Regions from separate parts of the Homo sapiens genome. Here region 2 is linked to region 1. Evidence: read pairs that join two places in POLR2A ChIA-PET (ENCODE). Cell type or tissue: HCT116. All regions are shown on one strand. Links, peaks and the distances in the headings refer to the core of each region. The heading gives the core; the rest is flanking DNA.

Region 1 (5,371 bases), core at 301-5,300:
TAATGATTCCTATTTCATTTGCACAAACACACGCTGATATGCCAACTCACTTGCCTTTATATGGCGCCCCGCCTGTGTACGTGGGCCTCTGTTGGTCTCTGAGGGTCAGGAGAGGAATCACCCAGGGATCCTCTCCCCCAAGAAACTTGGCCCGCAGTGCATGGCCAAGGGTGAAAGTGACAGTGCTGAAGAGGGGCCTGTCTTACCCTGCTTCTGCTCCTCCAGGGAGTTGATAATGCTTGTGGGCAGCAACGGCAGGTCCACGCTGACCTTCATCGTTTTGCCCCTTTGCCTTCCAGAAGGATTTGCCCCTGCCCCGGAAAAGCAGCAGGTGAGCCTGGGGAGAGACGTGGCGGGGGCTGGCCGCCCCTTCTCCCGCCGGGGTGGGGGCGCCAGGCGAGTGCGCGGGCGGGGCCTGGCTCGCCGGCACGCAGCAGCGCCCCCTCCCGGCCGGCTGCAGCCGCAGGGCCCTCCCCTTCCCTGCCCTCCCCTGCCCGCTGCGGCGGCTGCAGCCTCCGCCCCGCGCGCTTGCTCCCCGCGCCGCCGCCGCCGCCGCCTCCGCCGCTGCTGCCGCACCTGCCACCATGTCGCCGCCGCCGGGTCATGTCTGACTCTCTCTGGACCGCGCTTTCTAATTTCTCGATGCCCTCCTTCCCCGGCGGCAGTATGTTCCGCCGCACCAAGAGGTAGACCCCCGATCCCCTAGACATTGTCCCGGCCCTCCCCGCAAAAGCCGCCGCTCCGGGTACTGCTGCAGGGCGGGGCCCGGGATGCTGCGCCCGGTCCAGCTGCGCCAGAGGTGCCCCAGCTGCGCCTTCCCGCCGGGGTTGGGGTTGAATGGGGGGTGGTGTGGGCCGAGTCTGGGGGGCTTGCACGCTGGAGAGGACGGCCGCGGGGGGAGGGGGCTGCGCCACTGGGGGTTTGTGGCGCCTTTGTCTGCTGGCGCTGCGGGCTCCAACAGCCTGGTGGGGGTAGAGGAAGAAGGGGAGGCTGGGGGGCTTGGCACCCTCAGAACAATAGCCGCAGCCTGGCCTCCCCCCACCCCCATGCCGCGTGCTCCTGGACGCGCTAATATGCTCAGTCACTGCGGCTGTGGGTGAGGGGACGGACGGAGGGGCTTGGGGCTCCCTCTTCGGGAGCTGGATGCTGAGGGGTAGAAAAAAGGGGGGGTTTATCATAACACAACCCCCCCCCCCGAACACAGCCTTACACTGAAAATAGTGACACACAGCGTCACACAGGACATGATGTCACACACATACACACAACAGCCCTAGTGGCCCAGATACACTGGGAGGTGCCACACATACCTAGCCTTGCAGCTGCCACAGGTCAGAACCATGCACAGACACACAGGGGCACCACGTCGTGTACACCTAGTAAGATGTCACTTACATGGCGATCCACACACACACAGTTATGTCATCCAAGATGCAAACATGTGTTTCAATATCCCATCCATGCATCCAAGAATGTCACAACACACGATGTCATATCTAGGTATCTCACATACTATGTCACACTGACATCAGGATAAACAGATGTAGGGATCTTGCAGAGACAGAACCACGCAAAATCACATGTTATCACATTGCAAGACTCACCTAGAGAATGTCAAATGTGGTGACATGTTTGGACACAGTGTCACAAGATGTTAAATTCACACAATAGATGCTACATACACATGGACAAGCATGGTGAATGTCACACCCAGACGGAAGGACAGTATCGGACACAGACTCAGAATGCCACACAAAGACATAGATACATGTAGGGGGGATCATGCATCCTGGCCAGGCATGGTGGCAGGCACCTGTAGTCCCAGCTACTCAGGAGGGTGAGGTGAGGCGGGAGGATTGCTTGAGCCCAGGAGTTTGAGGCTGCAGTGAGCCACTGCACACTGCACTCCAGCCGGGCGACAGAGCGAGACATTGATTTAAAAGAAAAAAAATAATAATAATACAACCTGCCTGTGTTACAGCACACATTGTTATGGACAAGTGGCATTTCACACTGTGTCACATAGACACACAAATGCTCAAATTGTATCACACAAGATAAACCCACGTTGTGTCACACGTATCACACTAGAATGCATTCAGCGTCACACATTGTTGAATTCATACAGTGGATACCACACGTGGATACCTACAGTGAATGTCACGCATAGACTGAGACACGCTCAGTATCACCAATGGTGTCACCTAGACACAGTGACTATCACACCATGACAGACACTGCCCTACACATAATCCATACTGAGAGTTTCTCACACACATGTCATATGCACATCCCCTGCCGTACACAGTCCTGCCGAGGCCTGCACCACCTTTCTTCGAGAAACCCTCCCAGGGAGCCTCCAAACACACATGGATGGGAGATAGGCGGGGATCTGAGACAGGAGGTCAGCTGGTGGGGCTCAAGAACTCACTGGGCTGCGGCCCGGCCCGGCCCCCCTGCCTTACCTTCCCCGCAGCTGCCGCACCAGTAATCGGAAAAGCCTCATCCTGACCAGCACTTCACCCACGCTACCGAGACCCCACTCCCCGCTGCCAGGTCACCTAGGTGAGGCCAGTGGTAGAGACTTGGTGGGTGCAGACTGGCCTACAGTAGGCGGGGCCTCAGGCGAGGAAGCGTGGTCATGCTACAGAAGGGGCGCAGTTTGAATGGAGGCGAACCAGTTTGGATAAGGGGCGGGGCCATGCTTGTGTGGGTGTGGTCAGTCGCAGAGGGACGGTCATTGGGGGGCGGAGACTCAGGTGGGCGGAGACTCAGGTGGGACGGACAGAAAGGAGGAGTCGTACCTGAGGGGCGGGGCCATCCCAGATGAAGCCAGAATCGTCTTGGAAGGGGCCAGGCTGACTCGGCAACGAAAAAATTTAGAGAGGCGGGGCCACAGGCGAAGGGGCGTGGTCTCCCCATAATAGGCGGGACTAGACTAAAGACAGGACATGCTGCTGTTTGCACGCCGCTTTAGGGAACGAGAGACCTGACAGGATTTGCCCCCTCTTTCTCTCATAGGCAGCAGTCCCCTGGACAGCCCCCGAAACTTCTCCCCCAACACCCCCGCCCACTTCTCGTTTGCCTCCTCCCGAAGGTGAGTCCCTCCCCTCCAGGGCCCCAGAACCCTGGGCAGACCCTCCCCAACCACTGTCTGGGCCGCCATCTGTTCTCCTCCTAATTGCACCCGAGCTGGGGCCTGAGGGGACCAGCGAGTGCCCCAAGGTCTCAGCGGGAAGGAGCGCCTAGCCTTCGGGGCGGGGCCTATAAGAAGGCGGGGTCCAATCGCCGATCTGGAACGGGGAAGGCGGTGGGGCTCCCTTTGCGGCAGGTCGAAAGCGCGTGCGCCCTGGGCGCGGGGTCTTAGTCTCTCCGAGCCTTGCTCTCCTGGCCAGGTGTTTCCATAGCAACAGGACGGGGCAGCCAAGATGACGTGCGCAAGCGCAGATTGCGCGATGCCTATCGAGGGACTCTTGGTCCCCGAGGTGGGGGAGGACGACTAGGGCTGTTTCTCAAGGGGAGGAATCTCAGGTTTCTTTCCAAGGGTCTCTTAGGGTTTCTGGGGTGTCCTTAAATGAATTTTCTATGGGCCTTTGGTGAAACTGGGGGAGGCAGAGAGGTTTCTCTGATGTTTTCTGGAGAAACGTTTCTGGGAGTTTGGGCCTGTCTCTTTTTCTTTGAACTCTATTCATTCTAAAAATGGTGTCTAAACACCTGCTATGTTCTTAGGAGCTGGGCGTATGGGGTCAATGACGTCCTGTCTCTACCCTCTGAGTCGAATAGGGCAGGCAGGCCAGAGAATGGGGATCAGTGCAAAGGCTGATGAAGGCTGTGTTGTGAGAGTCAAAGGAGACTGTGAAGACAGACAGCTCCCTTGGGAAAGTGGGGGAACCGCCTATTGACCATGGAATTTAGCTGAGGGCAATAGAGAGCCAGGACAAGGCTCTGGGATAGGGTCTCACATGTTTATCCGCAAGCGGGGAGGACTGAGCGAGGGGACTGCTGGGAGGAAGAAGGAAGGGAGGAGTCCAATAAATGGGGTGTGTGTGTGTCCTTGTAACTGTGCAAAGTGTGCTGGTGTGTGTGTGTGATTGTCACTGTGTGAGGGATTACGTGCCTATGCAATGGCACGAGTCTGCGAATGTGAACGTGTGAACATGTGTCTGTAGGATTGTAAGTGTCTGTGAATATGTGAGAGGAGCAAGTCAGGTATGTCTCCAGGTGAGCGTGCAATCTGTGTGTGGGTGTAAGCGTGTGTGAGTGTGTGGCTGTGAGATAGTAAACACAGAGTCACAGTGTTTACTGTCTCTCTCTCTCTCTCTCTTTTTTTTTTCTTTTCTTGAGACAGAGTCTCGCTCTGTTGCCCAGGCTGGAGTGCAATGGCGGGATCTCGGCTCACTGCAATTTCCGCCTTCTGGGTTCAAGCGATTCTCCTGCCTCAGCTTCCCAAGTAGCTGGGATTACAGGCGCCTGCCACCACGCCCGGCTAATTTTTGTATTTTTAGTAGAGATGGGGTTTCACCAGGTTGGTCATGCTGGTCTCGAACTTCTGACCTCAGGTGATCCACCCGCCTCGGCCTCCCAAAATGCTAGGATTACAGGCATGAGCCACCGCGCCCGTCCAGTTTACTGTCTCACAGCCACACGCTTACACATGCACATGCTAATGTGTGTTGTGCACTCACATGAGCACGCGCCGATGTGTGTCCCTGTGTGTGTGCATCTGCGTGCGAGTGTGAATGAGTGTGTCGCTGTGTGCAAGTTTCAATGTGTGGTAGTGAGCGTGGGTGTCTGGAACGTGCATCTGTGTGAATGTGGAAGTGTGGAGTATGTTTGGGTGAGTCTGTGTGTCCGAGTGTGAGTACTGAGTGGAAGCACATGTGTCTATAGGTGAGTGCATGTCTGGTCTTGCACGCGTGATTGTGCATTAGTGTGTGAGAGTGTGATATTTGGGTCCATGGATGGGATAGTCAATACGTGTGGGTGTCTGTGTTGAGGAGTCATGTGTGAGTGTGTGTCTTCGTGTGTGTGAAGTGTAAATGTGTGCACTGCCAGTATGTGAGCCTGACCTGATAGTCACACCAACATTAATGGATTTGGCTGCAACAGTGACTGTGTCTGTGTGCACGAGAGCATAAGGACACAATATTCTATGTCAGAACATGTTGGGGGGTGGGACGGGTCTTTTTTCTCTGAGAAGATCCAAGGGTCTCCCTCAGAGCTTTCTCATGGAGAGTGTTCACTTGGGGGAAATTTCTAGAATCTCTCTGGAAAGGCTTCACTGGGTGGGGGCTTTTCCAGTTCTCGGTGTCCACTCTGAATGATAAGAGAGGGGACCGTGGGGAGGAGAGTGGAGACGGATCCTCCCTCC
Region 2 (5,371 bases), core at 153-5,152, 560 kb after region 1:
ACCGCTGTCCATACTTTGTTGAACCTAAGCTTAAAAAACGGACAATTTCCCCTGCAGCTTTGGGTCTTCATTCTGAAGGCTCTCGTGCAAACACATTAAATAAATCTGCCTGCCTTTTCTCCAATTAATATGCCTTGTGAGTTGATTTTTTTCAGTGAACCTTCAGAGGGTCAAGCCCTTGGCCACTACAAAACCAAGGTTCCGGAAGGCCAGGTGTCTTGTCAGAACACTCATTGGTTCATTTCAGAGCTGAACTTGAACTAAAGCTTTCTGACTCTACTCTTCCCCGTGAGGGAAGCCTCCATCGCAGCAAAGCAGCTCACTCAACTTTCTTGCTTCTCAACTGCTCCTTTGCCTAGAGAGTCTCCTCCCTACTGATCCACAGCTCTCTGTCTCCCTTCAAAACTGCCTCTTGTGCTGTTTTCTCTCTTCTCCATTCCATAACATGCATGGGCTCAGGTTACACCACAGCTGCGCCGGCCCCTAGAACTTTCTGGGATGATGGAAATGTTCTATTCTGATCTGTCCAATATGGTAGCCAAGAGCCACGTGTGGCTAATGAGCATTTGAAATGGGGCTCAGTGGCTAAAATTTTCATTTGGTTAAATTTTAATGAATGTACATTTATATTTAAATAGCCTCGTGTGGCTAGTGGCTATCCTGCTGTACCATGCAGCTCTGCAGTTGAATTATAGAGTGGATTACATAATCGAGGGCGTGCAGTCCGTCACATGATGGTGCAAACTAGTCATTCCCTGTGTGCCCTCTAGGTCAATGCTCCAGCGGGCTCTGTGCCCTCGAGGCGGACCCTTGAAGACTACAACTCCCAGAATGCTTTGCTCCGTTTCCGGTTTGGTTTGGCTGAGGGGAAGCGCTGGCAGAAGATGAGGGGAGGGAAAGAGATTGGAATATTGCTTCCCTGCTCCCTCCCTGGTTCTGACAGTAGTCCCTTCTGCACAGCTCTGCCTCCACTGGGTTCCAGGAAATGTAGGGCTCGCGATGGCTTCTCTCTGAGGACCTCAAACAGCCGTTATCTATTTCTCTCACCTGTTCCTATCTCTTTAAGGAGTCTCTTCATGGCATGGTCTTCTTTTGAACCATCTAGAAGTTAATTCTTTTTCCTGTTAGGACCCTGATTGGTATGAGGTGGGAGGAATGAATGGTTCATGAAAGCTGCCCACCTGAAGACCTTGAAGTCCCCCCAGTTTCTGAGGTCAAAGTCTGGAGAAGCAGGATTTGATTCTAGATTTCCCTACCTCAAGAGGGAGGGATGCTCTACTGCTTTTTTTCAAATAAGACTTCAAATTGTGGGGAGAGACATTCTTCCAGATTCTTGCTTCACCCCATTGTAAGGCAAAGGCAAATCCTGAGAGCTGGAAGCCCAAGAAACAGAGGAGGTGGGTGGAAGAACTCAGGAGTGTCCCTTAAAACTGTCCTAAGGGTGGAAGAAGATAGGAATGTCCCTTAAAATTGTCCTAAGGTAGGGCTTGCAAGGAGGTGACACAGATCAAAATGTGAAGCTTGATTCTCAGTGAGGACCCACGCAGAGACTGATGTCTGTCTCTCCTTCCTGGATGCTCAGTTAGACTCCGTTTCCCAGCTCTGCAAGTGGGCGCCGCCATGTACGCTCTGGTGACATCGATCAAAATGTGGAGCTTGATTCTCAGTGAGGACCCACGCAAAGACTCATGTCTGTCTCTCCTTCCTGGATGCTCAGTTAGACTCCATTTCCCAGCTCTGCAAGTGGGTGCCGCCATGTAAGCTCTAGCCAGTGGGAGGTAGATGGAAGTCATATGGACTACTTCTGGGTCTGTCCCAGAAACATTTCTCCTGTGCCCTTCTCATGCTCTTTTCCCTTCTGTGGCTTGATATCAAGAAGCATGGAGACTTTGGAAGCCATGGGTTGAAGATGAGGAGCTACAATATGGAACAAGCCTGGGCCCCTGACTTACTGCTTAGAGGAGAGGTGCCTGCTGTTTAAGAATACATTTTTTTTTTGGCCAGGCACGGTGGCTCACGGCTGTAATCCCAGCACTTTGGGAGGCCGAGGCAGGTGGGTCACCTGAGGTCAGGAGTTTAAGACCAGCCTGACCAACATGGTGAAACCCCACCTATACTAAAAATACAAAAAATTAGCCAGGTGTGGTGGCGGGCACCTGTAATTCCAGCTACTGGGGAGGCTGAGTCAGGAGAATGCTTGAACCCAGGAGGTGGAGGTTGCAGTGAGCCGAGACTGGGCCATTGCACTCATGCCTGGAGGATAAGAGCAAAACTCCGTCGCAAAAGAAAAAAAAAAAAAGAATACACCTTTTGAACTTTATCTGTGCAAGAACGAAATTTTTATTGTTTTGAGCCCTTATGCATGTTGGGATTCTTTGTTACAGCTGCAAGCATATCTAATACACTTAATAGGAACTTATAAACAGTAACTAATACACTTGGGCAGGTAAATTGTCAGTTTCATGAGACCATGGATTTGCCTCTTTGGTTCACTGATGGATCTCTGGTGTCTAGAACAGGGCTGAGCAGGTGGAAGGGTTCAATAAGTGTTTGTTGAATGAGCTATCAGCTTCCAATTTTTCTTTGCAGCTGACTGGAAAGCAGAGAAGTATAGTAGATGCAAGCTCTGGCTCCCAGGTGGGAAAGGGTTGGGTTTATATCCTGCCTGATTATTTACTAATTGTCTACATTGGGCAATTGCCAAGCCTCAGTTTCCTCATAGGGAGGTTGGAGAATTATATAAAAGCTCTTTCTTTTTGTGGACAGAGTGAGGATTCAACGTGATCATTCATGAGAAGTGCTGAGCACACCACCTGATGCATAGTAAGTGCTCAGGAAGTAGCGGTCATGATTATCTGGACTTTTCTCATTCTCTGGGCAAACAAAAAGCACAGAAGCTGCCCCTGCAATAGGCTCTGACAAATTTCAGGCCCCGAGGGGAGGGAGGCCAGGCTTGAGCCTGGGATTATAGCCAAAGACCAGCTCAGGAAACAATATTACATTCCCATGATCCTCCTGCGATCCCAGGAGGGCTTGAGCCTCTGTTTCTTGTCCTGACCTCAGACTAACTCTGCAGAAATGCTGCTCGGGGCTTGGACTAGCTGCTCTGGTTCAGGGAGCCCCATTGAGACCTGGAACTTAGAGGGCCTGGTGGAGTCCTCAAGACTAATGTGGGGAATGAGCCATAGTTTAATTCAGGACACCCCACTTTTTTCAAGTATTATTATTATCACCAGCCTGGAGTTATGCGTGATTGGGCAGATGCCTTAGGACTGATCAGGTTTTTCTCCTCCATTAATTAAAATGTGAATCACAGCTGAGTCACTAAAGAAAACGGTTAATGAGCAATTCTGACTTCCTCCCTCCTTCCTTGCTCAGAGAGATGAGTCAGCAGAAGTCCAGATCCAAAAATGAGAAGAAGAAGAAGAAGAAGAAGAAGAAGGAGAGAAAAGGAAAAAAAAAAAAGCCCAGAAGAGATGTAGGGCTTGGGAAAGCAGGAGCAAAATGAACCTGAACCATATTATTCTTTGTCTTAGCAGAAAAAAGTTCCCAAATCGCTATCCCAAGGCCTAACGGTCAAATCCTCTAATGAGCACGACCAGTTCTCATTTTTACAGACAGACCCACAGGCACCCAGAGATGGATCCAAGCCCCAGCAATCTCCTTTCTTGCTTTCCTCAAGCAACGACAGGCTCCTCACCATGCCAAAAACAACCACCAACCTCCACCTTTCTTTTTCTGCTTCGTTTTCCCCACAAAGCCCAGGCTCTCCTTTGAATTCAGACATCATGGTCATGTTTCATAAGATAAGGGACGAGTGAGGAGCTGGGGTGCCTCCGGTCAATAGGAAAGGGCCATGGGGAGTAACAGTAGAAGATTTCAGAAGTGGGGAGGTCCCTCAGAATCAGGGAAGCTACGTAACTCAAAACATGATTCCTGGAGCCAGGCTAAGCCTGGATCCTGGCTTCGTGTAGAGCTAATCAATCTTTCTGAGCCTCAGTTGTCTCATCTGTAAAATGGGGAGAGTAAAAATACCTACGCAGTGTTGCAAAGATGAAAAAGTCAGCACCCATCAGAAGTTAACAATTATAATATTCATTAGAAAACTATGATCCAAGAATTTCTGCCTCACCCATAGGGTCACCCCAAAGCAAGATGATCAGACAGGTTGGGGAGATGGTCCTCACTGAGCACTGGCACACACACTTGAACAGGTGTGTGTGTGTGGGTGTGCAAGCTCTCATGTGTGTGCATGCAATTTCCCCTCCCAAATCAACTGATCATGTATAACACTGCACATTCGACTTTTGACTTTTGCAGGATGAATTTTCATGATGCCTATTTATATTTTCAAATTATGAGCAGGGGCTTTCACCAATTACCCCTGTCTTGACCCCTTGTTATTCAAATGATTCTCTTTTGAAGAGCCTGCAGTGTCCCAGTCCTTGTCAATTTTTAACTAGATGAATACTGTCCAGATCCCATCTGCTAATGTCTGGGGGTGTGATTTCAGCAGCTTGCCACCATCATGCTCACTGACTTTAAGAAATCTTCTATTTTTTGCAAGGTTGGTAATTTCTAAGTCAGTTTGCCTTGGACTTGTGCTAGAGTGTAAGATAATATTTAACAATCTAGAACAGTGACTCTCAACCAGGGGTGATTTCACCTCCCAGGGGACATTTGGCAATGTGTGGAGACATTTTTGGTTCTCACAACTGGGGCGCGGGCGCTACTGGCATCAAGTAAGTTGAGGCAGTGCACAGGATAGCTCCCATTTTGGAGCTAATAATGCAGCCCCCAAAGTCATCAGTGCTGTGGCGGAGAAACTCTGACCTAGAACCCAGGGGGCCATGGCGGTCCTGAGGCAGAGTCTTGCTCTGTCATTCAAGTTGGAGTAAAGTGGCGTGATCTTTGCTCACTGCAACCTCCACCTCCCAGGTTCAAACGATTCTCCTGCCTCAGCCTCCTGAGTAGCTGGAATTACAGGCACCCACCGCCACACCCAGCTAATTTTTCTATTTTTTTAGAGACAGGGTTTTGCCATGTTGGCCAGGCTGGTCTTGAAATCCTGACCTCAGGTGATCTGCCCGCCTCAGCCTCCCAAAGTCCTGGAATTACAGACCTGAGCCACTGTTGCCTGTCCAGGACTCACTTTTACAAGTAGTCAATTCAGTCAGTTCCTTAGGGACCAAAAAATGGATTATGCCAATTTTAGGGTCCTTCTGCCTCTTTCTAAACTACAATGAATTTATACTAAGCGTGGGGCTCTGCAGCCAGATTTCCTGGATTCAAATTCCAACTCTGCCACTTCCTAGCTGTGTGACCTTGGGCAAGATATTTAACGGCTCTGGGTTTCCATGTTCTCACTAAT

What was found. ChIA-PET counts read pairs that join two places held together with the same protein. Peaks named below come from ENCODE experiments on the same cell type or tissue, not always from the same donor. Only the 100,000 strongest peaks of a DNase experiment are listed, where the experiment ranks them.
Region 2: POLR2A ChIA-PET joins it to region 1 with 6 read pairs; 1 of 35 experiments calls an interaction of 5 or more read pairs at or near these places.

What each region holds. Positions count from the first base shown.
Region 1 is chr19:12,837,970-12,843,340 of GRCh38, forward strand. MAST1 (microtubule associated serine/threonine kinase 1) reads left to right here and starts at 546. Exons shown (of 26, transcript NM_014975.3): 1 at 546-686; 2 at 2,477-2,565; 3 at 3,022-3,097. The coding sequence starts at 604. RefSeq lists silencers at 159-342, 347-526, 577-626 and an enhancer at 2,533-2,592. In HCT116, for the core only: a CTCF peak has its summit at 377; a DNase peak (open chromatin) is centred at 2,782; H3K4me3 peaks cover 1,349 bases; H3K27ac peaks cover 2,211 bases.
Region 2 is chr19:13,395,982-13,401,352 of GRCh38, forward strand. All of the region lies in intron 3 of CACNA1A (calcium voltage-gated channel subunit alpha1 A), which reads right to left. Among named protein-coding and RNA genes, the nearest start is that of CACNA1A, 110 kb to the right of the region's middle. RefSeq lists enhancers at 2,726-3,925, 3,248-3,392, 4,339-4,839, 4,840-5,340 and a cis regulatory region at 3,315-3,325. In HCT116, for the core only: no CTCF peak of the experiment used is centred there; DNase peaks (open chromatin) are centred at 790, 2,990 and 3,320; H3K4me3 peaks cover 1,598 bases; H3K27ac peaks cover 2,991 bases.